6 separate regions of the Mus musculus genome follow, and all the other regions are linked to region 4. A link is a loop called in an ENCODE intact Hi-C map of the cell type or tissue named here. Cell type or tissue: heart. All regions are shown on one strand.

Evidence for each region. A loop is a pair of places that touch in the nucleus more often than their neighbours do. Peaks named below come from ENCODE experiments on the same cell type or tissue, not always from the same donor. Only the 100,000 strongest peaks of a DNase experiment are listed, where the experiment ranks them.
Region 1: a loop joins it to region 4, with 2.5 times the contacts of the local background. A loop is called at or near these places in 6 of 42 quality-filtered maps.
Region 2: it touches region 4 in a loop (1.9-fold over the local background); 2 of 42 quality-filtered maps call a loop at or near these places.
Region 3: a loop joins it to region 4, with 4 times the contacts of the local background. A loop is called at or near these places in 2 of 42 quality-filtered maps.
Region 5: a loop joins it to region 4, with 2.7 times the contacts of the local background. A loop is called at or near these places in 14 of 42 quality-filtered maps.
Region 6: a loop joins it to region 4, with 3 times the contacts of the local background. A loop is called at or near these places in 12 of 42 quality-filtered maps.

The regions. Positions count from the first base shown.
Region 1 is chrX:13,734,531-13,739,530 of GRCm38, forward strand. The region is part of intron 2 of Cask (calcium/calmodulin-dependent serine protein kinase (MAGUK family)); the gene reads right to left. Among named protein-coding and RNA genes, the nearest start is that of Gpr82, 76 kb to the left of the region's middle. In heart, no CTCF peak of the experiment used is centred here; no DNase peak of the experiment used is centred here.
Region 2 is chrX:13,754,879-13,759,878 of GRCm38, forward strand. All of the region lies in intron 2 of Cask (calcium/calmodulin-dependent serine protein kinase (MAGUK family)), which reads right to left. Among named protein-coding and RNA genes, the nearest start is that of Cask, 89 kb to the right of the region's middle. In heart, a CTCF peak has its summit at 2,569 (motif pointing right); no DNase peak of the experiment used is centred here.
Region 3 is chrX:13,240,271-13,245,270 of GRCm38, forward strand. All of the region lies in intron 1 of 2010308F09Rik (RIKEN cDNA 2010308F09 gene), which reads right to left. Among named protein-coding and RNA genes, the nearest start is that of 2010308F09Rik, 5.0 kb to the right of the region's middle. RefSeq lists an enhancer at 561-3,723. In heart, no CTCF peak of the experiment used is centred here; DNase peaks (open chromatin) are centred at 2,651 and 4,951; H3K4me3 peaks cover 2,297 bases; H3K27ac peaks cover 3,471 bases; H3K27me3 peaks cover 2,150 bases.
Region 4 is chrX:13,844,013-13,849,012 of GRCm38, forward strand. Cask (calcium/calmodulin-dependent serine protein kinase (MAGUK family)) reads right to left here and starts at 2,544. Exons shown (of 27, transcript NM_001284503.1): 1 at 1,996-2,544. The coding sequence starts at 2,054. In heart, CTCF peaks have their summits at 2,062 and 2,886; DNase peaks (open chromatin) are centred at 1,759 and 2,759; H3K4me3 peaks cover 3,805 bases; H3K27ac peaks cover 2,180 bases.
Region 5 is chrX:13,727,364-13,732,363 of GRCm38, forward strand. The region is part of intron 2 of Cask (calcium/calmodulin-dependent serine protein kinase (MAGUK family)); the gene reads right to left. Among named protein-coding and RNA genes, the nearest start is that of Gpr82, 69 kb to the left of the region's middle. In heart, a CTCF peak has its summit at 2,640 (motif pointing right); no DNase peak of the experiment used is centred here.
Region 6 is chrX:13,710,311-13,715,310 of GRCm38, forward strand. It overlaps Cask (calcium/calmodulin-dependent serine protein kinase (MAGUK family)), which reads right to left. Exons shown (of 27, transcript NM_001284503.1): 3 at 4,356-4,461. Among named protein-coding and RNA genes, the nearest start is that of Gpr82, 51 kb to the left of the region's middle. In heart, no CTCF peak of the experiment used is centred here; no DNase peak of the experiment used is centred here.

The sequences.
Region 1 (5,000 bases), 110 kb before region 4:
ATGTGGTTTAGAAGTCTTTGGAACTGGGCCATGGAAGGAATATGGAAGTCTGGAGATGTGGGCTCTAGAAACTCCAGAATTCTATAAACAGAACTTAGTGGTTGTAGTGGGAGCTGAGCTGAGAATGCTGTTAGGAGTATAGAGAGTAAAGACTTCATAAAGTTTTACGTGGAAATGAGGACTCTGTAGGGACATTACTAGAGGCCATGGAATTACAGTCTGACCAAAACCTGCCTAGATATCTGGTCTGAAGCTGATTATAAAAGCGGTAGACTAATGTGGTGGAGGAAGTCTCTGGGCAATCCAGCATTCAGATGAAGAATGGACACTGCTGACTGCTTTTAGCCAAGTTCATAATGAAACAGTGAACAAAAAGAGGAACAAAAATGTCTGAAAAACTTGCAGTTTGCTCAGAAAAGAAATAAATGTGTAAAGTTGGTGCCAAGGAAACTTGGAGCGCTGAAGAGATCAGGGTTATTAAGAGGAAGCCAAACACTTTGACTTGGAACAACAGGAAAGATCTCTTGAAAGAATCTCAAGAATTAGGCCACCATTGGAGCCTCAAAAGTGGAAAGTTTCTTTTTTAAAATAATGAGTAATCTAATAAAGGTTAGATCTCTCTGCTTACATACAGCTGACAGAGAATCTGCCTCTTGCCTTTACTCAGTAATTCAGGCATTCTGAGGCCACTGCAGCCATAGCCCAAAGGATCCTGGTTCCTATTAGAACTGTGGTACACTTTGGCATAGTTCATGGGATTCCGTGTTTTCAAGAATGCAGAATACAAGAATTGTGGGAGCTTGGGAATAGCTAATGTCTTCTTGATTTCCTAGAGGCTCACAGCTAAGTGTTTGCATTGTCTCAGATTTGGAAATTGGATTTCTGAACAGGTTTTGTCTGTTAAGACTTAGAGGACTCTGGAAGATAGAATACGTGCATTTTGCAATATGAATTAGATATGAGGTTTGGGGAAGAGGGAAGGAAGGGGAAAGGGTAAAATATTATAGCTTAAGGAGACATATTTGGGTGCCTGGTTGTTGAGAGTAGACTTGTGATTATTGATTTTGATAGTTAGCTTGGTTGGTCTGAAAAGCATTTAGATTAGTAAAGCATATTTCTAGTTATTCCTCCTCAGGTATTTCCAGGAATTAACTATGGAGAAAGGATCCTCCTCCTATAGGTTAGACTCCTAAGTAGAGCAAAGAAGGAATGGGGGAAAGCTCTGTAGTATAAGCAGTCACTTGTGTCTGCCTCCTACAATAATAATGTAAATTACTGACACCCTGCCTGCCATGATGAGCTAAACCCTTTGGCATTCTTGCTTTCCAGTTTTCCCCTCAGATACGTTGTCAGAGCGATTTTACCTAACACAGTAGGTAAAAATGCTAGGAAACTGTACAATACTAACTTAAACAAAACAGTCAGTGAATACCACCTCTGGAAATGATAAATTTGAGCAAAGATCCAAACAGAAGGGTTAGAAGGCCAAGTTGAAAAAGTAAAGCTAGGACAAAGTAACAAGAGATAGGATCAGGGAGGCAAAAGGTTAGCGATGGTGGCTAATTATATATGCCATGTTATTTAAATAGCAGAAACCAGAAAGGCAGAACAGAGAAATTAGAGATATGTAGTTATCTAAGAATTTTCTGCTCGGAACCAAAGACAATGGGTTTCTAGATATAAAAAGAGTTCCAAGCATGATTTTTATAAGAGCCCATAATACAACATATCACTGAAAAAAATCTGAAGGGTTACTGGAGCAAACAGAATATCACTAAAGCTTTCAAAGGAGAGCAAGGGAGCAGGTATTGTCCTAGTGAGATATATCTCTCATTAAATCCTCTCAGCAATTCTACAGAATGGTAAAATGCTATACCTGATTTTTAGATGAAGAAACAGGCAGAGATGTTATATGATATACACATGTCACACAACTGGTAGGTTTGATATAAAGAAGCTAATTGCAATGCATAAACTTTTATATACCTTCTATATTTTTTCAAAACCCTGAGAGATTACATCTGACCAAGAATCATATACCTAGCTACATTACTGTTCAAAGCATAGAATTAAATAAATACATGTTTACATATGTAAAGTTTAAAACAAACAAACAAACAAAAAACCAAAAAATATCTTTTCTCAGGAAGTTACTAGAGAGTCTACTAAGTAAAAACAAAACAAAATGAAAAATAAGAAATACAGGAAACCTAGAAAATAGGGACACTAGCACATAAGAAAATGAGAATTCCTTTAATGACAATCAAGAAAAGCAAGATACAGCAACCAAGGATCCCTCTGCTATCATGAAAAATAATGTACGTACTGAGAGAAGTCACACAGTTCAAGGGCCAGCCTATGGATAAATAAAAAAGACACAAACATCCCAACATGAACTAAGCCAAGCATTTACAACAGGAGTAATAAATAATTATATAAAATCACATTATAGCAACAACCCAAGTATTAATAATTAGAAATGGGGACATAGAAAAATATATGGCATGGACTGCGGGCAGGTGGGGACAGGGAAGGATCAGGTTGTAGGAAGATGGGATGAAGGGGAAAAAGATAAGTATAAATTAAAGAGAAATAAATCAACAAAGGAAAATAAGGAGAAGCAAGAAGGAAAAGAGAGGCAACGTATGAAGCAGTGTGGTGATAATTGATATTTAGAATTATAAAGTCAAGAGATAGTATATGGTGTTAGGTACAAAAGGAACAGTGATAATGCTTAAAGAGGTTGTCTCCAATAACGGAGTGCTGAGGGGGAATGAACTACGACAGAAATTCCTTTTGTGTCATTGCTGAGGTAGTGTGAGTTGATATTATAATCTATGTGGAGGGATGTGGGTATAGTTCTTTTCTCAGAGAAAATTGAAATAAACCCTTTCCTCCCCAAGTTGCTTTTGGTCAGAATATTTTATCACGTAGCAACATAAAAGTAAACCAGAGGAGGCATAAAGGATAGAAAAGGAGAGCACAGCTGTGAATGAACCTACCTAAGAAGTATTTCACTCACTACATTTAGTAATGTAATACCAGGAATCTTGGATAAAACTGCCTGCTTAGGGGAATATTATTTTATATGTTACAAATTATAAAGCTTTGTTTTCAAGGTTAGCAAACTGATATACTATAATGGGGCTAAAAAGGTGTAAAAACAAATTTTTTTTTACTTATTTATTTTTATTTATTGTGGAAGCTATGTTAGAAAAGTTTTGTGTTTGTTTTCCTGTATAACATTTATTTAAAACCTCTTGTCAAAATACTAGAGATTTTAAAAGCATTACCAAAAACAATGCCAATACTCACTTAAGTCTAAGATATTCTGAAATAAATCCACACCTCTATATTGAGTACGGATGGCTCTCCCACTTAAACATAAGTACTCATTTTATATTGTCCCAATTCACGTAGAGTTTGAGCCATTCTTAATGGAGTGCTAAAAACCACAATTAAAAAGGTCCTTTTTCTCATTTTATTTCTTGGTTAATTACAATGTTCAAACAGACCACTGGAAATAATTTCCTCTTAAATTATCAGTTTTGTCTGTTTTATTCTCTTTCTCTCTTTTTAATATGGCATGGGTCTCATTAATGTCATTAGTTGCAGTGCCTGCTGAGAGAAAACGCTGACTTCATGCACATGGAATCAATTTCCTGAATTTTTTTTTAAAGAGCTTTGTGAAGCTACATCTCATATAGTATTTATTTTCTTAGAAGCTTTCCCTGTAGGATATGCTTTGAGTAGTGTGTTAAGTGCTGGATTGTCGATGCAATGAACACAATCTCAAACTGTGTTCATCTTTTGTTTCTAGCTATTTAACCATGCTGTAATTTATGACGTCTGAGGCGGCATATAGAGACCTTATTAAATGTCCTTCCTTAGGAAGGTGGGACACTATATTTTGTGACCAAAGTTACTCTTGAGAGAAAAGAGAGCAGGAAACCAAGAGAGCATGTCAAGAAAGGTATAGGTGGAAGGAAAAGAGGGAATCATATGCACAGCTCAAGAGTGATTATCATAACAGGTCCTGGCCAGGAGGGCCAGGAGGAGGCAAACAAAGCCACAGACAGCCTTTACAGCCAAGTTTGGAGAACAAAGAAAAGGAAACCAAGATATGACCAAGATAAAGAAGAGGTGGCAAAGTTAAAAATGAAAAACCAGAGTTAGGATCCTGAAGTAGTGTGAAGAGACTGTGTCAGACCTAACACAGAAATAGAAAAACAATGTCCACCATATCTGCCCAGTTATTTGACAAATGGTTATAGGTATTTGTAATTCTGGACTACATCCCCACGGACCTACTACATAGGACTTTGAGGAAAAGCTCAGATTTTTATAAGGTGGGGCTTAATAAAAAATAATAAATACTGCAAAATGTGGAGAGAAGTGATATCAGAAAACAAAACAAAAGCAAGAGTGCCAGGTGTGGTAGTCTAAGCCTTTAATCCTGTAGTAGCAGCACCAGCACCTGGAGGGCTGAAGCTGGATTCAAGGCCATAAGATACAAAGGCCAGCCCAAAATACACAGTGAGTCTATGTCTCAAAACTCAAAGACCTAAGAAGCAAAAAGAAAATGCTAGGAGTAATACAGCCAATAAATGGATGTTGAGCTTTCGAAAGGACAGCATACATAAAGGAAGGCAGACATTCTGAATTTATAGGGATAGAAAAGCATCTCAAAAAAGTATAATCAATCCATTGGCGAACATCTTTTATAAATTGTGTGTGTGTGTTTGTGTGTCTTGTGTTAGAGGACACCTTTGTGCAGTTGAATATCTCTTTTCCTTTATGTGGATTCTGCATTTCAAACTTAAGTACTTAGTCTCGCATGACAGGTAGTTTGTTTGTCAGGCCAATTTACTGGTCTTTGTTATCATACTATTTGCTTACATTTTACAACCAGCTATCTAAATATTTTAAACATTGCGATATACTCATTAGTAGGTTTACAAATAATATCTGAACAATATTATGTACAACAGAAACAAAAA
Region 2 (5,000 bases), 89 kb before region 4:
TATCACTATGCAACTAATCCTATGAAGCAAACAAATGAGCATTTCTCAGGATTGTCTCTTGAAAGGTACCACATCGCACTGCTTGAGACGTCGTGTGCAACTCCTTTCCTCCATCCAAAGTCTCCTATTTCTCATGAGGGCCACTGCACCTTCCTTGCTTGCTGGCTCTCTCTTTAAATAACTCTCTTTGTAACACTGTCTAATTGGTCTTAAATATAGACCCAATTGTGCGACTTCCCTGCTTTAAGTCTACCAATGTTTCCTCAGTGATAAAAAATAAACTCAAACTTCTTAGCATCACAGACACAGCATTCATAAGCTAGCTACCATCTCTCCAATAGCACCAACTACTTGCACACTAAGTCAACTAATTCACCACTCTGCACCTCTATACATCCTTTCTCCCACCTTCAGTGACCTACCCCCAACAAGTCCATTTATTAATTCACTGACTCTTTTAAGAGAAGTTCTCACTTTCCCTTCTATGCTACAGTTGAGCAAGTGCCTATTAAAATGCAATAGTTTCCTGTTGCATTGGCAGTAAGTCACTTCAAACTCTATGGCTTTAAACAACATAACATAATTATGTAATAGTTTTAGAGGTAAGCATCTCCAATGAGTCCTAGTAAACTAAGATCAAGGTGTTGGCAAGGTTGGTTCCTTGGGAGGGTCTAAGGAGGAGAGAATCTTGTTTCTTGTCTCTTTAGACTTGTACAGGCTGCCAACATTCTTGAGATACCAGCTGGAGCATCCCAATCTCTAATTTGTCACACTATCTTCTCCTGTAAGTTAAATCTTACTCAACCTGCCTTTTTATCAAACCATTGTCATTAGTTTGAGCCCACACAAATAATCCAGGATAATCTCCCATCTCAAGATCTTTAACCACATTTACAACTTCATTTTGCCATATAAGGTAATATGGCATAATCTTGAATTGTAGGATTTGGATATGAACATCTTTTAGGGGTTAGTGAACATCACTTACCCTTCACACACTGTAACAATAATTGTGTAAAATTTTGATTCTAGATGAATCTACCTTTGCTGCCTTATGGCTTCCTTTATGGTAGGTTGAATTTATCTAACATAAGAAGAAAAAAATAAAGATCTATTAAGTCAATCTAGCAAAGCATTCCTGTGGGGAAATGACATAAAACATGAATGTCCTGGAAATGCAAACATCAGATAATTTAATATCAGTGTTTTAATTCAATCTCAAAGCAATAGAGTAATACAGAGAAATCCACTATTAATGACATGTTCTGAAGACTTGGGGAAATGAAGAAAGTAGTAATTAAGAAAGAAAAAATTGTAGGTAATTGGTAGAAAAAAATTAGAGGTGGGTTGTGACTGGAGAACAGCCTATAGAAAGAGTTCTGCAATGGTCCAGCAATGGGTAAACTTAACGTTCCAACTTAGGTGTTGATAAGAGGGAATGGAGAAAGACAGCAAAGGAATAAGCCTCCTGTTATTACAGAAAGAATAAACTGCTCTCCAGGACACATTATTAGTTTACTACTCTGCAATATGTTGGTTGGCATTTATGTGACACACTATTAAAGGAATCCATTGGATCATACCTAATTCTTCATACTCTTCTTTAAAGTCCTTTTTTTTTTTCAGAAAGAAATTATGGCTTTTACTTTAATATATAGGCCAATAGAATTTTCATCCAAACTCACCTGGTCATTTATATTATTTTACAGAAACTCTCTAGGCAATATTTATGAAACCCTACTATAACAAGTCTAAATGCACAATATGGACTAACACAATATTCTGAATCAAATCATGGGTTTATTTTATTTATATGCATAATGTTTTTGGTAAAATTTTACTTCAAAAACTGAATTTTCCCAGATTGATAATCATCAATACTAACAATTCTAATGTGGATATGCTATGCTATTTAGTTATTAATCATTTAAGGGAAATAAGGAAAAGAAAGCAAAATAAAATGAAAACACTGCCAAGTATTACAGATGGGGTAGCTAAGATACAATATGGCATTAAGCTATCCCATCTGTGTGGGTGCAGGTCATGAAACTAGAAAGGGCTCACAGGGGAAAAAATCTTAAGGGGGGAGGCAAAACCAGAAAAAAGTAAGGTAATGGGACCAAATGTTAAGAAGAAAAGTCTCCTGGGAGAGGAGACTATCGAGAGGGAGGCAAGGGGATAGGGTAGGGCAGCAAAGAGGGAGTGAATAACAAATTATACAAGAAAGCATCATAATGAAACCCAGTAATTTGTATGCTATCTTAGAAGCTAATAATAAAAACCCTCACTATATTCAGCTAAGCATGGTTGCATATACCTGTAACCCCCACACTCTGGAGGGCAAGGTGGAAGTGAGTTTAAGGCCAACCTGAGCTTCAGAATGAGATTTTGTATCAAAAAAACACAATACAACAAAACCACCACTATATCCAGAAAAGCTTCCTGCCCCTACACTACTCATGAATCCAGGCTCTGCACTTCTGCAGGTTATTTACTGCTCTGCACTACTGAAGCTGAACTCAATGCTTTTACAGCTGACCCAACATTAAGGTTTGCCAACAGAGGGCATTGGAGGAACACTAAAGCAGAGGCATTTTGCTCTCTGGTTCCAGTGCTTTTCTCTTAAGGATCCCCTATGTGTATAATTTATTTTCAGTGCTCAGCATGTGGCACCTGTCCATAAGCAACTTCTGAGAACCCTCTTGAGGTGGCTTTGCAGCAGAGTACAGCCAGTAGAGTACTCTGTCTGCGACCAGCTTCCTCAGGCACATCTTTAGTCCGTTTTCTGCACATTCAGAGGTGACCTAATCCCTAAGGATGGTGGCTGTTAAACTCTGGAAGGCAGATTCCCATTGTTTTCTACCAGCAGGATATCTCAGCAAACCTGTGGTCCAGTTAGCTACCACATGCTGTCTCCAACAAGGCTTGAATTTCAGTGGTACTGGGAGATTGGCCAAACGTCTGCCTGAGGCTTCCACTTCAGCCCTGAGAATAGTGGCTAGTCCTTATGCTTGCAAGTCCTATATTTATTTGTCAGAGTTCTAGAATTCTTACTAGCCCATACTACAGAGGGCAATAATTCATAATATTAAACTTTGCCTGTTCAAATACTTGCTGTTTAGCCTCTATCTCTAGAAGGGACTATGCACCTTGGGGGTAACTAATTAAAATGATAAAAAGTATTCAGCAAATTCTTTGAATTCCTGAAACTATAGATATTAAAGTGGTTACAAACAGAAAGAGAATGGCCTTAGAATTTTTCCTTGTTTCAAGATCAAACATTTAAAAATATATTATGAAAGCAACAACTGCAAGTACACTTTCTTTCCTGATTTTTCTCAGCTAACCACATACAGCAGATGTATGTTGTGATCTAACATATAACAGATGTATGTTGAAATCTATTGTGTCTATTTTGATCACACCAAACTAGCTTTGTACTCAGATCTAACTAGTTTCTTACAGAAGAATGTCATGTTGTCTTCAATGCTAGTCTACCACTGAAGATGTGTCCTTACAGGTTTTTTGGTGAACCTAAACCATTTACCAAAACTGAGAAGTGTTTTACAGTTCAAAAGGCAATCATCATCTGTTTCCTTATAATATTCTTAAAAACCATGCTAAAAGGCATATGAAAACAATCTGCCTAAAATAAATTATCTTTTGATTACAAAACTATTAAAAATTCCATTTTAATGAACAGTGCTAGACTGGATTTTAGTGTCTAATTGCAGAGCACAATATATCCTTATTTTAGTCTCTGATTCGGAGACAAATTCTTCACTGTTGTCATATTTATCTTCTTCAATTGAGAACATCTGCTACTTACTGCTTTGGGATGGAGTAAGAACCAAGACCTCACTCAAACATTAAACTAACAGTCTTGAGTTTAAAAATGTATTTGGTATGGGCTGGAGAGATGGCTCAGCAGTTAAGAGCACTAGCGGCTCTACCGGAGGACCTAGGTTCAATTCCCAGTACCCAAATGGCAGCTCACAACTATATATAGCTACAGTTTCAGAGGATCTGACACCCTCACACACATTCACAAAGGCAAAACAAAACAAAACACCAATGCACATAATAATATATATAAAAATTTTTTTAGATGTACTTGGTATGGCAGGATAAAGACAGCCAGAGATTTTTATCTTTCCCATGCAAAGATGGGATCTGTATATTTTCTTCAATACCAAAAATTTCCGACTTTTTAGACAAATGAAGACTGGAAAAGAAACTGCTTGTGGATCATTTTTCTTATTATTTACCACACCACTTGGACTTTTAGTTTTGAAATGTCACATTTATGTGTATGGATTGTCTAATAGTTGCATTTTCACTCAAAATATGTCTTTACATTAAAATAGATTATATCATTTTTCTAAATAATAGTACTAATGTTATTAAATAACGGTAATTATTATTATTTTAATCATTATGCTTGGTGACAAGTGCCTTTACCTGTGGAGCTATCTCACTGGCCCCATGTCAGAAATATTTTAATATAAACCCACTTAGTTTTCATTTGGTAGAAATCTTTTACTCATCTCATGCTCATAAGTACCGATTTTATGTAATTGAAAAACATTAGATGATTCAATAAATTTTAAATTTGTATTGCCTTACAGAAAATTACATATTATAATTATTTGAATATTTGTTTTTTATTTTTGCCATCTATATCCTAATTTTGTATTCTATAGCATGATGATTTAATTAAGACTAGCGAGTTTTTGAGTGGCATCTCACATTAAACTGTGTTCCCATTCTGGACTTATAGCTAGGTAAGTTATTTCCATTTGAAAGCTCCACTTTCCTCTTTGTCAACTGGACACAAGAAGCCCAGTTGCTGGGAGAACTAAGGAGATAACGATAAAGCATTCTCTTAGCAAAGAGCTTGGTATTTAGTGTGTAGTTTGTCTTCTTATTAATGTCATTACCTTATATAAATATATGTTACATCCCAGTTATTCTGCATAACCACATTCTTGTATCATCTT
Region 3 (5,000 bases), 600 kb before region 4:
GGGTGGGGGAAAGATATAGGAAGTCATAGTGCCCCCCTACACACACACACACACACACACACACACACACACACACACACACACACACACACAACATTCTTGAATCTGGGGTATAGCTCAGTGGTAGTGTATGGTTAGTGTGTGAGGCCCTGGGGTTGATTCACTAATTGGTAGCGCCACAAAACAAAAGAAAATATGCATAACTATACTATTGTAGAAAATACTTAATCTCAATTGGGGTTTCTACCCCACTTTTGATAATTCAATTCCCAGATAAGAAGCACACACCTTTTATATTTATAGCAAGCCTTAACCAGCACTAGCATTGGGCAGATATCTACCCTTTAAGCTATTAGAATCTCTAAAGTATAATTTGCCAGGCTCTGATGGGCTGATCTTTACAACTCACTTAACCCTTCTCCTCCTCCTCCTCCTCCTCCTCTTCCTCTTCCTTGTGGTTCCCCTCCGACCCCAAGCCCCGCCTATCTCAGTTCTGCCCAGCTATAGGCTGTAGGCATCTTTATTCACCAATTAGGGATAACTTGGTGGTGGTGGTGGTGGTGGTGGTGGTGGAGTAAGGTTACATAGTGTCACTTGGGTCAAAGTGCAGATTCTCCTTGGAGCAAGTGGGCCTGGGAGGGAAGTATTTAGCATTACAATACATAGAAACCGACCAAACCTCAGTGTTACTACTGCGCTACGTCCTCAGCCCCCAAAACTGTATCCTATGAAAGACCATCAGTTAATTTTGTTAAATCTCTCTAATTTCCCGTTTATTCCTGATGAATTTAACTCCTGGTAGGCAGGAGGGACCAGCAGGCAGATCCTCTCTTTTCTCAAGTCTCAGCGCTAAGAAAATGGCCTCTAGGATCTAGTCAGGATCCTGTTGTGCTTCTAGCCCCCAGCCTTGGAGCTATCGTATTTGCATACCACTTAGCAGTTTCTGTTGCCTAAAACTCACTCTCCTATCTTCCCCTCCCCACTTGCCAATGTTTCCTGGCTCCTGGAACTGGTCTAACTGCCCTTTCTAATGCTGACACTCTTCAATACATTCTTCACGTTGTGGTGACCAAGAAGTATAACATTATTTTTGTTGCCGCTTCATAACTGCAAATTTGCTACCGTTATGAATTGTAGTGTAAGCATCTGTGTTTTCCGATACTCTTGGACGACTCTTATAAAAGGGTCTCCAAAGGGGTCTCCCCCCCCCCCCCAGGTTGAGAACAACTTCAAAAGCCCTGCAGCTTGTTTGTGTCTGCAGCTGTGCTTTACACATTAGCATGCAGCTCACCTCACTTGCCTTAGTCTCACTTCTGGGCTCAGTGGAGGCACCCTTCCCTTGCAGAGTGCCCTTGCCTCTGGCATTCTTGCTAGCTCTAAGTTCCACACCGGGCGGTGATTTATGGATGGCCAATTCCTTAGGATCCTGTGAGTCTGGCCAAGTAATTTGGATTCAGTGCGAGGGGGACATTTTAAGCCAGGCAATGACAAAACCAGGCAGTATTTTCTGCAGACTTATATTTCCTGTCGGAGAAAGAACTAAATTAAATGTCCTTTACAAGCCGTGAGACCCCTGGCTTCCTCCCTGTAACTGGTAAACCCTTCCTACCTTATCGGTAAAGGGACAATATGCTTATTTAGGCTGGCATTCCAAAGCATGGCCAGGAAGTCATCCCCGCAGCCCCAGCACCACAAGATGGATGGCAGGCAGCACCGCGGGGAGGAAAGCGGTACTTAGAAGACATTGGAAAAGCACATGCGATCGCTGTGAGCAATCTGCTGGCGAATTTGGAAAATTAGATGAAAGGGACAATCTTCTGGGTGTAAAATAACAGCACTAAGAAACAGAATATCAAGGGCCAGCCAGATATTTCAGTGGATAAAGCTCTCATAGTGCAAACGACGACCTGAAACCGACATAAAGGAGAAAGCCGACTGCACAAAGCTGTGTTCTTTGATCTCCACATGCCCTCCCCCACCCACTCCCTCATCACGCAGGAAAAGAGACACACGAGCTTTTTTTTTTTTTTTAAATTAAAAGAAAGAAATGGAGTAACAAGCCAGGCATGGCGGTACATGCCTGTAATTCGAGCACTCAGACGCAAAGGCAGGCAGGAGGAACACGAGTTTGAGCCTAGCCTGGCCTATATAGTGAGATCTTGTTTTAGCCTTCTCACCATCCTGTCCAGCTTTGTCTCCAGCTAAGATCTTGCTCGACTTTGCTACCCACCACTTTTCCTGTGCAGCTGCCGCTGCCGCTGCGGCGCGGCAGAGTATCCCAGGGTGCCTCTCCTGCCCAGTTCATTTTGATGGCGCTATTAGAACCTACATATGCAAACGAGACACAGTAACAAGATCAGAAAGAAAGTGGTTGAACTCCCTTGAAAGTATAAAGCCAAAAATCCTAAGTATATCAGGAAGTTGTGTTCAGGAGCCGGCAACACGCCGAAACTCTTAAGATGGAGTCGAGGAGATGCTGGGACGCAGGGTCTAGTCCTGAGTTCCTGGTGAGATCAGGCTGAGTCTACACGCAGAAACCATGTCCCTGCCTGGCTTTTCCCGCCTCCAACAGTCTGCTGAGAGTCCTCCCTCAGTCACTCAGGCAGAACTCAGATCCAGGGCTGTGCAGTGGGGGAGGGATTTGTGCCCCCCTTGGGGGAATGTTGGGGGCAGGGGTGGAGCTGCGCACATGCGCACACTCATGCCCTTTGTTCCTCTCGATCCTCAAGTCTCAGAACACAGTAGTGATTATGGGTTTATTTCTCCCCAAGGCGGAGACCAAGTCTCATAAATATTTCTTTCCTCTCTCCAGCCTGAAACGGATGAGGCCAAAAAGATTCTGGCTTGAAGGAACTCCTGGAGAGGATTTGCAACTGCTGGAGCTACTGGGTACAAAGAAAGCCTTTTGGAATCTTGGTTTAAGCTGTGTAGGAAAACGAAAAACATGACCTAGTTAGTTTCCTTGGGTTGTCACATGCCAGCTAAGCCACTAGAATGCAGACTGGGATCTCTCTGATGGATTGCTGCTTGAATGTTAAAGTAATCTCTGAGCTGTTTTAGGAAAGGGTATGGCCACTCTCAGCCAGTGGGAGAGAGTGCTGCTGGAGCTGACTCCACGGCCATCCGGAGTCATTAAGGTTAGGACTATGGGGACATTGCTCTAGGGTTGCCTGTAGATTAGAGGGCAGAGCCTCATACAGAGAACCAGGAAGGCACTAAGTAAAACAGAAGACGAAGCTGGGTGTGGTGGCGCACACTTGTAATCCTAACACCGAGAAAGGAGAGTTTGAGTTCTATGCTAGCCTTATTAAAAACGCGCCACTAAAAAGGAGGAAGACAGAAGGCTGCCCACAGAGTGAAGGGTAGGGGCAAGGTGGGCAAGAGTAAGAGTGCTAGTTTTTAAGGATGTAACCGGATCCGGATGCTGTTTATGTCTGACCGGTAAATAATGAAGACACTGTTCCCATTCAAGTCCATTCAGTTGGGACGGTGAGACGGTGAGATGGCTCAGCCTGTAAAGGTGTTATTTGCTGCCAAGCTCAACTGCTTCACTTTGATTCTCAGGACTCACATGGTGGAAGGAGAGAACCAACTGACTTCTGTAAATTATCCTGGATGCCTTACTTGCTCTCTCTCTCTCTCTCTCTCTCTCTCTCTCTCTCTCTCACACACACACACACACACACAAACACAAACAGACACACAGACACACACACCGTCTCATACACACACATTTTCTGTCTCTGTCGCTCTTTCTCTCTCTGTCTCTGTTTCTCTCTCTCACACACAGTCTCATACACACATATTTTCTCTGTCTCCCTCTCTCTCTCTCTCTCTCTCTCTCTCTCTCTCACACACACACACAGAGAGAGAAAACCTGTTATTAAAAAAAATAAAATCTACTCAGTGGCCTTAAACTGGATATAATAATTTTGTGTAAACTTGTCTGAGCCATAGAGTACCCAAATATTTGGCCAAACATTATCTTAAGTGTTTCTCTGAAGGCATCTTTTGATAATATTAACATTTAAATTAATAGATTTAAATTAAGCAATTGCTAGGCAGTGGTAGCACACACCTTTAATTCCAGCACTCGGGAGGCAGAGGCGGGTGGATTTCTGAGTTCGAGGCCAGCCTGGTCTACCGAGCGAGTTCCAGGACAGCCAGGGATACACAGGGAAACTCTGTCTTGAAACCCCGCCCCCCAAAAAAGTTAAATTAAGCAAATTGGCTTTCTCAATGTGGGAAGACCTCATCCAATCAATTGAGAGCTTCATTACAGTAAAAAAAGCTGACATGCCCTATACCCTTAAAAGCAATTCCTTCTTCCTGTCTTTGAGCTGGGAGGAGTATATTTGTCTTATTTTGCTCCTGATTTCAGACTCACACTGAAGCATCAGCTCTCCCTAGGTCTCCAGTTTGCTGTCATTTGGACTGGTATCACACTATTTGCTCTTGTAGGTCTCAGACCTTTGGACTGAGGCTGGAACCAGGACACTAACTCTCCTGTAGCTCAAACCTTTGGACTTGGGTTAGCACTATGTCACTGACTCTCCCACAAAGCACAGTGCAAATCTGGGGACTTGTCAGCCTGCAGTGTTATATGTATGAGCCAACTAACATGTACATAACTTTTACTGCCTGTGTTTCTCTGAGGAATCTTGGCTTCTACATTGGATAAGTAAACCCCATTCCTCAATAAATATTCCAACAGATAGCGTGCCTTTTCAGTTTGGTCAGCAGTACTGTATTTTGTGGTTCTGGGGATGGAAGCCAGGTGCTGCTAGCTACACCCAGTAACCCCATGAAAACTCTGATAGGGCCCCGAAAGTCACCAACACAGCCCCCTTCCATAATTAGAACAGCCTGTCCAAGAGAATCTTCCTATCTCTCCCCTCTCTAGCTCACATCCACTTGGATTTGGTATCATCCAGCAGGAAGTGGGTGTGGCTTCCTGTCAATTTCTCCACCTTGTACTTCCTGCTCCCCAAGTTCTCGAG
Region 4 (5,000 bases):
ACTTCAGGCTCACAACAGCTACAACTAAGATACAACAAGTATCCCTCACTCTCATAGCCATTTGTGTGGTTTTTGAGAAACATCGAATTTCTCTTTTTTGTGTCCTCACAACAATGAAGAAATGAAGGAGATTTTTGAATTTTTTTCTCTCTAAAATTGTGGCAGTAGGCTGTGGATATTAAGCACTTGAAATATGACTAATTGAACTGAGGCATTTTGCATTCTGCTTACTTGATTAAAATTTAGAAATAGTAAATTCAGTTAGTGGAAAACTTTTATGTACGTTTGGAACAACTTGAATATGTGAATCTATTTTTTTTTTTGCACATGCAAATTTTATGAAACCTAAATACAGATCAAATACTTCTGGTAAAAAATTAGCTTAGCGTCAAAATTGAGATGTTCTGTTAGTGTAAAATATACATTGCATTTCAATGGTTTAGTAGGAAAAGATATACAGTATGGCAAAATTTTTTCATGCTGAAATCACTAATTATATATAATGTATTACATAAATATTTTACGAAAATTGCACCTTTTTGTTTGAAATCTTTCTAAAGTGCCTACTAGAAAATGACAAATTACACGTGGCTCTCATTAAATAGCTTTTGAACAGCGCTGCTCTGAGCACATCCACAAAGACTGTACCAGACACATTTGGACATCCTCCTCTTAACAGATAGGCTGGTCACTGAACAATGGGGCAAGGAGCATTTGGGTCTAAGAAAAGAGTGTAGCAAGCTCTACCCACAATTTCACCATGTGAGCCGTATTGTAATATCTCAACATGGAGGAAAAAAAATCAGTTACCCGTACTCAAAAAATTGAAACTGAGTATAGTGCAGACAACTTAAAAGAGCTAGAGCCAAATGCTGTCTTGGTTTCATTTCCCAACTGCGGACCTTAAAATAGACAATAAAGCACCGCTTCCAAAACGAAGTAAAATATTCTAATACTAGCCATCTAACGAGCCCTATTAAATAAGCAAAAATCGCTCTTAAATCTGATCTCAACTTCCAAAGCCAGAGAATACACGCTGAACTAGGAAATCAACTTCAGATTGCCAGCATTTCCCTCACAAGCAAATTAGCAGGATTGTGCACTTGGAATACTGTTTGACAAGAATGAAAAGGAAACAATTCAAAACAGATTTCAGGACTGGACAATTAGATGAGGAACTGCAGATTTAATTCTCAATCAGGACTGTGATTAATCTGATTCCCTGCTTTTCCCTAGTGTAATTATACAACACAGATGAAAGGATGAGCATTTGGACTGTCAGTTCTATATTCTAGACCAGCCCGGTGACTCAAAGCAGACGGCTCTACCACGCTAACCACCATCCCAACAACAGTGGAAGGGAGCCTCGAGCACTGATTGTACAGTCATTGCATAACGAGGCATTAAAAATTTGGGTGCCCCCAACTCTTTCTATGTTTGTCTATGGCAGGTGAAGAATTTGCTGAAACTGGACGCATCCGTCTTCAATGACCCTCTTAAATCCGGGCATGGGGTGAACACAAAGGCATCTGTCTAATATCCTGGCACAATAGACACACACCCCACAATTAAAAACCCCGGACGCGCTCTCTCGCTCTCTCCACACAAGCTCATGAAATGCAGGCTGCTCTTTTCGTGAAAGGTCTATGGTACAGGAAAGGTAACAAAAACCCCAACTGTTCCCAGGAAGCAACTACAAAATCGGTCCTGCCACGTCCCTGTGTAACCGTCAGATAAAATGCAGGGAGCCCGCCCCACGCCTTATGGGGTGGCCGACCGGGGCTCGGTGGCCTCCACGCATTACTAAGAAGCCCCCAGACCCATTCCTGGCAGGAAACCCAGGTACACGTCTAAAAATTCTCCAGGGTGAAGAGAACGAGGGAGGCAGAGGGGAGGGAGAGAGGGCAGGGGGCAGGCCCGGAACGGGTGCGGGAGGCCCCGGGCATCGCTGAAAAGCATTTTTCCACACTCCCGCTCCCTCGCGTGGAGACTCACTTGCCGATCACCTCGCATAGCTCGTACACATCCTCGAACAGCACGTCGTCGTCGGCCATGGTCCGAAGGGGACAGCGGCCGCAGCGTGGAGGGTTCTGAAAACTGGGTTGGGGGCGCCCAAGAGCTCAGTGCCCGGCTCCGGGCTCGTGTCCTCCACTCAGGACCCGCAAGCCCTCGGTGCTGAGGAAGCTCGACTGGGGCCGTGAGGCCCGGAGACTGCAGCGCCTTTCCTCTGCCGGCTGCCGCCCCGGCGCGGGCGGCGGGGCCGGGGCGTGGGAGCGAGGGCGGCCCGGGCCCGGCGCCGCCCGCCCGCCCGCTGCTCCTCGCGCGGTGGCTGGCGACCGCGCTGCCGGGGCGTGCGGACCCTCGGGGACCGCGAAGCGCCGCACTCTCCGCTCGTCAGCCCGCGCGGGCCGCGAGGCCGCGACCGCTCCCTCTGCCCGAGACCGGCTCCGGCGCGGCGCGGGGCAGCTCGGGCTACAGGGGGGGCCGCGGCAGCACCATGGAGGGAGGATCGTCGCGAAGGGAGGTGGTGGCGGCTGATCCGCGCTGGGGACCAGGAGGCGGCGGCAGAGACGCTCCCTCCTCCTTCTCCTCCTCCTCCCGCCGCCGCCGCCCTCCCGAGTGTGGGAGGGGGCTTCGCGGGATGAGCGTTCAGTGCGGGCGGGAGCCGCGACCGCTGCCTTCAGCTCCTCCCCTCAGCCTCAGCAGCCGCCAGGCTCCCGAGCCCGAGCACCCGCCTGGCGCGGACTAACCCTCCTCCCTTTCGGCCCGCACGGCAGCGAGACCCGCAGGCCCCGCCCCTCCAGCCCGTTGGGAGGCGTGGACCGCGGAAGGAGGCGGAGGAAGGGAGGGGGAAAAAAAAAAAGCGCTCCCAGTGGCGCCTGCGCGCAGCGCCCGCAACGTCACGAAGAACCGGCGGGCGCGGGGAATCTAGAGGGCGCTGGGGGTCGGCTAGCGGAGCTGCCCGGGTTGCGGGTTGCAGCTGCTGAGGTGGGGCTGGTGGAGGTCGTCGCCTCTACTCCCAAGCTGCGACCAAGTGGAGAAGAGGGGCGAGGGACAAAAGGTCCATAGCAGTCTGCACGTTCTTAGACGGCGTGCTCAGCACTCTGGCAGCTTTCCCTCTTCTTTCGTAATCTCAGAAAGCCGTTCCCCAGGTTTTTGCTGGGGGAGGGGGGAAACGCAGAGAAAAGGTTCTAATGAATGAAAAAGCCTGAAAGGAGGTGGAGAAAGATTGTCACTCAAGACCGTGTTTGGCGGCGGTGGATGCTTTTAGTGCCACCTTGCCATTCCTTAATGAAGATGAGGGCTGGGGGAGGGGGAGAATTGTCCAAGGAAAGGACGGAACAAAAACTGCAGAGGAAGGTGTACAACAAGAACAGTGAACTAGCGAAACAGCTTCGCCTGCCACCCGCTCCAAACTAACCAATATCTATGCAGTTTCTATTGCTGCTAGACAAAACCTAGAGACGGACCAGGAAAAGAGTGTCGTAAAGAGACTTTAAATCCATTGAATATTGTTCCTCAGCACCAGCATCTGCTTTGTTCACTCCCTATAAGTGTTGGAGTTCTTAGCATAAAAAAATGTCACTAGAAGGAATGGACGCACAGGGTCAGCCGCGGAGTAAGGCTGTGGGTGTTGCCGCTGTGCTAGGTTGTATGCAATATGAAGATTTCTGTTCAACTGAGCATGTGCAGAATGAGCCAACGCCACCAGACAGGTATATGCCTTAGTTGAAGACCAATAAAAAAAGAAGTCTTTGTTCCTCCTCATAGCAGAAGTGTCCAATTAGTTCATAAGTCAGCTCTCCAGAAATCATCTGTTAAAATTCTCAGCGCGGTATTTTTTAAACTAGTATTTACCAAAGTGCAGGGGGCAGGGTGAAGATAAAGCCCATTTCCTTTAAACAAAACAAAACAAAACAAAAAACAAAACGATCTGTACAAACCCTTAATCACTCCCTCGAGAGCCTGGCTGATTTGCTTGCTAAATATTTGGGAGCTAAACCTTCTTTCCTTTTCATTTCTTTCTTGCAAATCAGGGGAAATATAATTGCACAAATAGGTTTTCCTCCTTTCCCAAAGATTTTGTGTTTTCTCTAAAGAATGGGCTTCAGAGCCCAAAACACTTTGTCTTCTTTGGGGGCCCAACAGTTCCAAGTCGCTTACCCCAACCTATCATGTCTACCTGTCACCCAATGAATTCGGAATCATCCACTCTCCTCTGAACCCCACGTCACCTTGCCAGCCTAACTTTCTTTCTCCTGCCAAAACATGAGCTATGCTAAGGTTTGTCTACTTCATTTTGGAGTTTATCTTTCGTGGAGAATTTCTCTCAAAAGTACAAACGGATGATTATTAAGCAGAAAAGGAAACGCAGGTGGAAAAAAAAATAAGGGCAAGGCTAAGCATGGTCTCTGTACATGGAGCGCTGGTTTCGAGCTGAAGAGTCTTAGTGGCTAAGTGGTCCAATTTCCTTATCTCCAGCAGTGGGGGGTTTATAGGTGGATTGCCATACCAAGAGCTACGCCACACCTCCACTATCTGATAGCAGTTGTTCTAGGTTTGCTGTGGGATTATGCTTAATCTTTGTTGGAGAGGTGGATTCATTAAACTAACCAATACACAACCCCCCCCCCACACACACACAGAGGTTGGCCTAATCTTATCAGCTCTTGACACTTCCTAGTCAGTCCTTGCTTAAATGATTCAAGATCTTCTAATCACCACCAAGTTTTTAAAAAGTTCCCTCCAGCTAGGACTTATATCTCCTAGCTCCTAGGGTGATCTATCAGTTACACAAAGGCTCTCAGCAACCCACAGCTCCTAGAGTTTGTATCATGGACTAATGGCAAGTGGAAATTACTCTCTGCTTCCAGGATGAAAATAACCAAACCTTTTCGATGAAGTTATTTATTTCCTAATTTTCTTCCAAAAAGCCAATATTTTATTCTAAATACAAATGGTTAGCTATCAATAATTTAATTCTGTTTTAGTTAAAGGAA
Region 5 (5,000 bases), 120 kb before region 4:
CTTCTGACCCATGCTTATGTGCTTTAAAATGCACCTTTTCAATTTTTTATTTATTTTTAAAATTATTTAATTTACATCCGAAATGCTGCCCCCTCCTGGTCCCATTCTCACAGAATCCCTCTACCGCCTTCCACCCCATTCACCTCTGAGAGGATGGGGCCCCCTGGGTATCCTCCTGATTAAGTCTCTGGAGGATTAGGTACATCCTCTCCCTCTGAGGCCAGGAAAAGCAGTTCTCTGATACAAATGTGCTGGAAGCCTCAGTCTAGTCCATGCTCTTTGGTTGGTGGCTTAGAGTCTGGAAGCTCCCAGGGGTCCAGGTTAGTTGACACTGTTGGTCTTCCTGTGGGGTTCTCACTCCCTTCAGGGCTTTCGATCTCCCCCCCCCCAACTCTTCCATAGGGGTCTCTGACCTGAGTCTAATGTTTGGCTGTGGTTCTCTGCATCTGTTTCAGTCAGCATCTGGATGAAACCTCTCAGAAGACAGTTATGCTAGGCTCCTGTCTCAACATAACTAAATATCATTAATAGTGTCAGAGACTAGTGCTTGCCCATGAGATGGGTCTCAAGTTGGGCTGGTTATTGGTTGGCCATTCCTTTGGTCTCTGCTCCATTTTAATCCCTACATTTCTTTTAGACATGACAAAGTTTGGTCAAAAGTTTTGTGGGTGGGTTGCTGATCTTATACCTCCACTGGGGCTCCTGCATCCTTAGTCATCAAGGAATGCAAATGAGTATGACCCAGAGATTTTACCTTACACCAATCAGAATGGCTAAGATCAAAAACGCAAGGGATAGCACATGCTGTTGAGGATGTGGAGAAAGAGGAACACTCCTCCATTGCTGGTGGGATTGCAAACTGGTACAACCACTCTGAAAACCAGTTTGGTACTTCCTCAGAAAATTGGAAATAGTTCTATCTGAAGACTCAGCTATATCTCTCCTGGGCATATATACAAAAGGTGTTTTACCGTATCACAAGGACATGTGTTCTACTATGTTCATAACAGTTTTATTTGTAATAGCCAGAAACTGGAAGCAATCCTGATGTTCCTCAACCAAAGAATGGATACAGAAAATGTGGTTCGTTTAGAGTGGAATATTATTCAGCTAATTAGGACATCATTATAGAACTAGAAAATATCATCCTTAGGGAGGTAACCCAAACCCCAAAGGACATGCATGGTATGTACTCACTGACAAGTGGATACTATACAGAATACCCATGACACATCCCACAGACACAAAGAAGTTAAACAAGAAGGAAGGCCCAAATGAGGAAGCTTGAATCTCACTTAGAACGGGGGACATAATAGTCATGGGAGACAGAGGAAGGGAGGGACCTGGGTGGGAGATAGGAGGAGGGTGGAAATGGGAGGATAGGATCAGGTGTGGGGAAAGTCAGAGGTCCAGAAGCCCAGGAGAATGAATGGAAATCTGCAGCTGGTGGGGGTGGGGGGGTGGGCTTGGGGTGCATCTCTAGTAAGTCCCAGAGAGACCTGGGTTGGGGGAGGCTCCGGGAGTCAATGGAAGTGTCCTTAGTCGAGATGCCTAAAAGCGGGGTCAGGGAACCTAAAACTGCACCTTTTTTGAAACATCCAAATTGATAAAAAAAATTGATAAAAAAAATAAAATCATAAAAAAGGAAGGGACTAGTGGGATGGATTGGTAGAAAAACTGGAAGGGATAGGAGGATGAATATGGTCAAGTACATGATGTACTTGAGTAAAAATATCTTTATGAAATGCATCACAATAAATGTTCCTTCCCCATTTAACATTTCACACGCTTCTTTACCCCGATGAATGTTACTCATTCACCTAAATCCCATTGACACTCAGCCCCACAGCTGTTTTTAACAGTCTTCAGCAGAGGTAGGCATATGCTGCTGTGATGACATAGCAACACTGCACTCCTAACATTTGCACCCCCATGCCTTAAGATCTCAGCATTTACCAACTTTGCTTGCTGCTGGTGATTCTGCCAATCTTGCTGGAAGGCAGCACCCATGTCTATTGTCACATAAAAGTTCTGAGAATTCTAAAAATGGACATTACTGTAAGCCATCATTGTAACACTCTTCTTTATGTTCACATTTTACTCAGAAAGAAAATGAGGCTTGGTAGACAAGAGACATGCTCAAATTCTCATGGCTAATTTATAACCCAAGTGAAAGATGAGCACAGGTTTTTGATTCCCAATCCATCCAGCACTCTGATATCACATACTTTCTATGGAAGATGATGCTAAAATCATCCAAACTTTGAGGCAATCTCTTCTCAGTAGCATACTCACACTGACTAGACTTTTCAGAGTGGTTAAAACATACAATCTATATGCAACAAAAGGGTGTGAATATTACCCTCCACATTTTGTTACCATGACTGCAAATGGAAAATTCAGGGTACTGCCACCACAGAATGCACCAACTTTAGGCAAAGTAATGTATGCTTGGCATTTCTATGCCTTTGAGTAGTTCATATATTGTACTATTTAATAGTATCATATAGCTCTAAGGTTTTTCTTGGAAAAAAAAACACTTAAGAACAAAGGTCCCGGGAAAATTTATCAATTTAAGGGATTTATATGTGTATCTGTTTACTATTGGTTAACTAGTCAGGAGCTGAGTTTTTAAAAAGAGCACATCTGACCTTCCTCCACTAGAGGGAACTCAAAATCACATATACTTTGCAAGGAAGCACAGTATCACTAAGATCTATGTGTGTCTGTATGTGTGTGTGTGTATGTATGTATGTGTGTGTGTGAATATATATATATATATATATATATATATATTGAGGTGATTGGTGAAGACCCTCTTGTTGCCAACTAGGTTCTTATCTTGCCCTTTCCAAGAATGAGGTGGGCAGGCAGCCAAGTGTGTACACAGGAGAGGTACTTTATTATCACAGGATTAACAGCCTTAAATGAGATTAACCAATTTTAAACTGGAAAAACTGGTCTTTGTGGGACTGGAGGGAGGCTGGAGGGGTGGGGAGGGGAATCTCTAGAAAGTACCAGTGACCTGGGAGGTGAGAGGGAACTCATAGAGCCCACCTCCAGTAGAAAGACAGGGCATCAAGTGGAGGGATGGGGTTGCCACCCCACAGTCAAAAACTCTAACCCAGAATTGTTCCTGTCTAAAAGAACTGCAGGGACAAAAATGGAAAAGAGACTGAAGGAAAGGCAGTCCAGTGACTGGTTCAAAGTGGGATCCATCTCAAGAGGAGGCTTCAAGCCCTGACAGTATTACTGATGCTATGGTGTGCTTAGAGACAGGAGCCTAGCATGATTGTCCTCTGAGAGGCCCTACAGAGGCAGATACTTACACTGAACTGAACTGAACTGAAGTCAGGAATCCCTGTGGTTGAATTAGGAAAAGGCTGGAAGAAGCTGAGGAGGAGGGTGACCCCATAGGAAGACTAGCAGTCTCAACTAACCTGGACCCCAGAGATCTCTCAGACACTGAGCCACCAACCAGGCAGCACACACCAGCTGATATGAGGCCCCTGACACACATACAGCAGAGGACTGCTTGGTCTGGCCTCAGTGGGAGAAGATGCAACTAACCCCAGGGAGTGGGGAAGCCTGTGTGTGTGGGGGGGCATCCTCTTGGAGATTGAGGAAGGAAGAATGGAATGAGGAACTGTGGGAGGGTGGATAAGAAGGGGGTAATGACTAGACTGTAAGAAAATAAAAGTCATTAAAAAGAACAATATATGTGAACTCTTGGTAGCTTTGGGATACTAGCCAGAAGTGTTACAGCTATGAAAAGTGTTATGACTATTGTAGGTCTTTGGAGCTGTAGGTCCAAATACTTTCAGTTCACGATTGGGTGGGTCTCTGGATGCAGATCCTGAAGGTACAGAGGTCTTACTGTATTTAGCTGGTTAGAACCAAGAAAAAAGCATCTGGAGACAGATCAAAAGGCTTACAACAAACTGAGAAGCATTTATTCAATACAATCTACAGAATCTGTGAAAGAACAATGAGGAGCCTCCACAATGGAGAGCCAATGTACAGGGGGTCGGGGTACTTACTTCCCCAGTGTTTAGCAAAAAGAACTGTTTTAGGGGGTTCAGCAGCTGGATTTCAGATCTGCTCCTTAAGGTAAAAGTACCTTTCAGGGTAGAATAGGCAACCACCTTCTCCAGATATCATACTGAGGAAGGCCTAAAGGGAACAGGTGAAAAAGCCAATGGAGCAGCTGGTCCTCCACCTTCACTTCCAGCGTTCTCCTCACTTCATTTCCAGGTAAACTCTGAAGGTTTAGGAGAAGATGACAGGGTGTAGTCACCTCTTTCTGAACTAGGAGAGAGCTTCAGGGGTGGTTTGGTAGCAGGACTGATAACTTCCATCTTCTGCAGCTTCCTAGTATAAAAGGTCTAGTCTAAGTACAGACACCATCTGGTGAATACTGGTAGATGTCATGCTCTCTGGCCATGGGATATCTATACAATTTGATTTTGATAGAGAACCAAGAGGGCATCAAGTCAGACTATACTCTTCCCTACAATATAAAGCCCCTGTTACTACCAATAAGGAGAATCTGCATGGAATGGCCAATGAGATGTGAGTTACCAATTTCTTGGCATTATTCAAATTAACTAAGGTTAGTCACTACTGGGTCTGCATGCCCACACAGGACTGCATTATAGGAGGAGGTGACCAAAGAGCACATAACACAACAAAATAGAATGTATATAGTTTAATAGATCATGTTTGAACTTTATAAGTGAACCAGTATTTCCATTTAAACAATGGTTAAACACATATTCCTCTACAATTTCTGAAAGTTCTTCATAGTTTTGCTTTATTGTATGAGAATTTAAGATGTTTCAATCAAATCCATCCTCCAGTTTTCCCCAATCTCTACTACCCCTTGAAGGCTAGCTAATAATTTAATAAACAAATTATAAATTAAAAGCTTAAAATAATGAGTTAGGAGGCAGATTATATGGATAAGTAAAACAAATTTCAGATAGGAGAAAGTAAATGGT
Region 6 (5,000 bases), 130 kb before region 4:
ACCGGATTCTGGAATAGCTTAATCCACACTGCAGCTGTAGATGCATTCTCTTTCTGGGCCAGTAGGTGGAGGCATACACAAGTGTACCAGCATTGCTCTGTGAGCCATACATAGGATCACAGTTTAGAGTAGTTTTAGAGTAACCTCTTTCTGGTTTGATCCTTTGAATCCAAAAGATCAAGAGGTAGAGAAACTGAGCAAAGATAGCTGTGAAGATAGATTTATAAAATAATGGTAGAGAAGAAGAGTTTGATATTTCTATTTTGGTTCTGGCCTTTTAAGAAGAAATCACTGTTAATTTAGCTGTGAATTTATAATCTACTTTCAGATCCCTAGAGCTCATAAAAAAGTTCTAAATTTAGATAGCTGTCATTTAAGATTCATGTTCAATTAGGAAAAACTGAATGTCAAGTTAATAAGATATGATATTGAGAAATTATTGGTGATTTTGTTAGGCATGATAATAGTGTTATCATTTAAAACAGGAGTGTTTCTGGTGAAATGAAACTGCTGTAGCAATCTACAGTGGCAAATGATAACAGGAAAGGATAGTTTGAACAGAGAATGACAAATGTTTTCATAACTGCTAGAGCTCAGTGCTGACTTTCGTTATATTAGTCTCCCTTTCATTTGAAAATTCCCAAAACAGAAGGTGAAAAAAAGAGAATAGCTACATTCTATTAATTTAGGCTAAGATTAGGATTAGGCTATTGATAAATGTTAATCTTTAATGAGATGTCATCTTCAGTCATTGGATTGTTTTAATCACAACAGTATATAAAATCAGCCACAAAAATCTCATAAGGACTGCATCAATACTAAGAAGCCCAAATCCTAGATTTTATGACAACAAAGACCATCTTCTCTCTACTAGTGTTATTTTAGGGCCCTGATACAAGCAGAATGGGGATCAAAATTTAGGTAAATTTTAACATGTTGCTTTCTTTGCTTGTCATTTTAAGATATATGATTAAATCTGCTTTTAGTTCCCTCAGAATAAAAATATGGATAGAAACAGAGTTCTTGAGGGAAGAATAAAATTAAACCAGAAAAGTGATTTTAAAAGAATCATCTTAAAATTGAGTGAGAAGTTAGAGATCCTCTCTAGTCTCAAAGTAAGGCCCTCTACCTTCAGCCATTTTGGATGGCTACAGATCCTTTTGAGTGCAAGGAGGCAAGTGTGTGCCCTGTGAAGGGAGGGGTTGATGGGGTGAAGGATTTGTAAGAGCAGGACAGGGAGGAGAGGTGGGAGGGGGCTGCAATTGGGATGTAATGTGAATTTAAAAATTGACAGTGGCTTCATTCCTGGACTAAATCTTATCATTAGAGAACCTTTCTTACTTAAAGGTGAAATTTGTCTCTTGTTGATTCTAGTGGTGGCCTCTAATGCCACAGTGAACAAGCACATATTCTTACAGATCACAGTTTTTCAAATAACTGCAGATACTGATTATGTTTTCCCTATATAGGTATCTTAGAATATGAAAATCAATACATTTATGGGCATCTATGATTCCAATGATATTTTTAAGGTGTATTTATTTGTATTTATATGAATACACTGTAGGTGGGGTTGCTGAGAACTGAACTCAAGACCTCTGGAAGAGTAGCCAGTGCTCTTAACCTCTGAGCCATCTCTTCAGCCCAACTTCAATGTGTTTAAGAGCTCTTCCATGCCACAGCACTTCATTTGGGATTTAAGTATGTCTAGAAGTACTCAAAAGCCTTTCCAAGGGACATCTGAACTAGATTTTTTTTTTTAAAAAAATTACCTATTATTATCCTGAGCACCACACTATGCATGTGGAAGTCAGAGGACAACTTCCAAGAGTTGCTTCTCACTTTCTACTTTGTGGAGGCAGGGTCTCCCTTGTTTCTGATATACTCTACTTCAGGCTAGCTTGCTTGACAGCTGCCAGGCTATTATGTGGTGGGGATTTAACTCAGGTCATCAGAACTGGGCAGCACGGCCAGAGCTTTTACCCAGTGAAGCCATCCTGCTGGGCTCCAGAACTAGGATGTTTTAAAGCAATTAATTTCCATTTCCTCCCTTACCATAACCTAGTCTGCCTGAAAACAAATTCTATGGTGTTACTTTTCCTTTCATATTTCTGGATTTACAGTCTGCCTTCTCAAAAGAGCAAGTTCTCTCCCCTATCCTCTAAAGTCTGCCTATCTTCACAGACAGTCAGGGAATGCAAAGCCCCTAGAAGTAGCCTAGAAGCAAAGCCTAGCCCTGAGGAATGAAAGGAGCTCGCACCTCATAGCTAGATAATGTGTTCATAAGAGAGCTTGGACTATTTTAGAATTTAAAATCAACACTTAGACGAATGTCATTGGGATGTCTATTAATGTTTTAATTTTATTTTAAAAAAAGTTAGACTTTTTTCTTTGACAGAAATCAAGTCTGACTGGCTCTATGACATAGGATTTCCTTTGCTAGGTAGATCACATAGTACATACTTCCTTAAATGTGAAGGAAATATAGCTAAAAGAACATTCAAAGTGTTGAAAGAAATTTTCTTACAATAAAAGATTTAATTTTTATTTTAGATTTTATTTTATACATAGGTATTTTTCTTGTATATATGTCTATGTACCACATACATGTCTGGTGCCTACAGAGGCCAGAAGAGGGCAAGGGATCTCTTGCAATTGGAGTTACAAATAGTTGTGAGCTGCCACGTGGGTGCCAGGAATCTAACCCAGGTCCTCTCCAAGAGCAGCCAGTGCTTTTAACCTCTAAGTCATCTCTCTAGCTCCATAATAGAAGTTTTTATATATCAACTTATAGCAGACCCAGCTCAAAATTCTAGCATGCTAGAAGACGGTGACTCTACCCTAATGGACTTTCCGCGTGTTTTTGTTCTGGTGATCCTTTTCTATAAACACTGCGGTGTATTGCTAACCATGAATACTCCAGGGTGAAAAAGTAGTGTGTAAGGGTGGGAGTGTGGCTTTGTTTTGAATTCTATATACTTTCTAATTAATGTGGCCTAAGATTCTATTTAGGATTTCTAAGCTATTGCAAACAACTAATCAAAACATTTACATCTTTCCCAGTAAAAAGTCACTTATGTAGCTGAACTTTTCTTCAATTTGAGTTTCTTTGTTTCAGTTCTTTAGATTCAAACTTCTACATAGATAGGTAAAGTATTAGTGAGCCTTCTATAGGGTGCAACTTGTAAAATGCCTCCCTGAGGTTCCCACTTCTTGCTATGTAGGTCTTGGTATGTGAGCTTGATCCAATGACTCATTTCTAGATAATACAATATGCCAGAAGAGATGTTGTGCAACTTTTGGAATTAGGTTCTAAGGTTGATGTCTATTTTTGTTGCTTGCTCTGTCAAAGCTAGTAGCCATCCTAATTTATGAAGAGGTCCAATGACAAGGGACAAAGGAATGCCTCTGGCCAATGGCTCTTGGGAACTGAGGTCCTCACTCATTACATGATTGCTAGCAGCCATGTGAATGAAATTGGAAGCACATCCACCCTCAGTAGAGTCTTAAGATGCTCTGGCCCTTAACTTAGCATCTTGTGAGTGATCTAGAGCCAGAAGACTTATCTAAGTTGAACTTCATTCCTGATGCTCAGAGAGTGAGGTAATACATGGATATTGCTTAAAAGTCACTAAAGTTTAGAGTAATGTATTATGAAGCAATAGACAATGAATACATGAATACATCATCTTATTTTGATATCTTGAATAGTGAAGCTGGTTATCTTCCTTTTTCTATTTTCCTAATCAAAGTCATGGGTTAATTTTAAATAGAAAGAGATTAAAGACAAAATATTGAATAATGATATCCCATAAAGCTTTACATAATCTCTTTGAACATTTATCCAAGCATCTATAGATTATTTAGTTGTGCTTGGCTCACACTGCTCCATCTTAAACAAACTTATGTGACTGTCAAAGTGAAGTAGCATATTGAAATCAAGACACTGTTAGTGGAGAAGTTTCCTTTTATGGCAATATGATTACATAAAAAGAGAAAGTTATGTGTGTTATTATACATTTTGAGTTGCCAGAGAGACTTTCTATGTGGAATCCTCTACTTTCATCTTCCTCTTCTTCACTAAGATCCAAACTCAAGATTTTGGGAGACTCTAGGTCATTTTAGAGCCTCTTCTCTGAAGAGTACTGACAATGTAAGCGTACTTGGTATGGCCAGCTTTTGTTGCCTTTGCCATTTGTCCTTAAATGAGAAAGTCCTTGTTTTTTACCTGTGACTCCAGGTCTCTTGAATCAGATGAGTCCACAACTGTTGCTAAACTTGAAGAAAAAGGTGTTAAGATTTTCTGCAACCAATATCACTTAAAACTTTACTCGAGAAATAAAATGTCCACTCACAATTCAAAAACCATGTAAAGCATCCCATCTGAGCTATATGTCTCCAACAGCTCTACAATGTGTGGATGCTTCAGCATATGACAGATACTGGCTTCCCGCTTTAGATCTGCAAAACAAACACACAGCACACTTCATTAGGTAGGAACAAGAGACAATTAGAGTGAAGGATGAATGAATGGATGGATGTGATCTATGGTAACATGAAGACTTCTCTGTCTAAAAAGATGAAATCCCCCATTTAAACTAAGCTTATCTTCTCACCCTTTCACATCTATGGCAATACAACATTCCATCTTTGTCAGCTTCCATCCAGATATGGGAGGAAGCTTTTACTAATAAAGGTTCTCATTCCTTTGTGCACAGAATCAGCTTGTCCCAAAGTAAAATAAGTGCATGTATATTCCCACAAACTCTTCCAGTCAAGTTTCAGCCTCCAAATTGATAACTTCTCCTTGATCTGCTGATAAGTAACTCAATTTATTGTTTTGAATTTTACCTTTATCTTACTTTTCCTTAAGCCAGATAAGAATAAAATATAGCACTTAGAGACATTTCACAGAATTTATGTGGAATATAATAAGAAATAGTATGGTTTACACAAAAAGGCACTGTTCCCACAGCTAAAGTTAGGATGAATCAACTGAT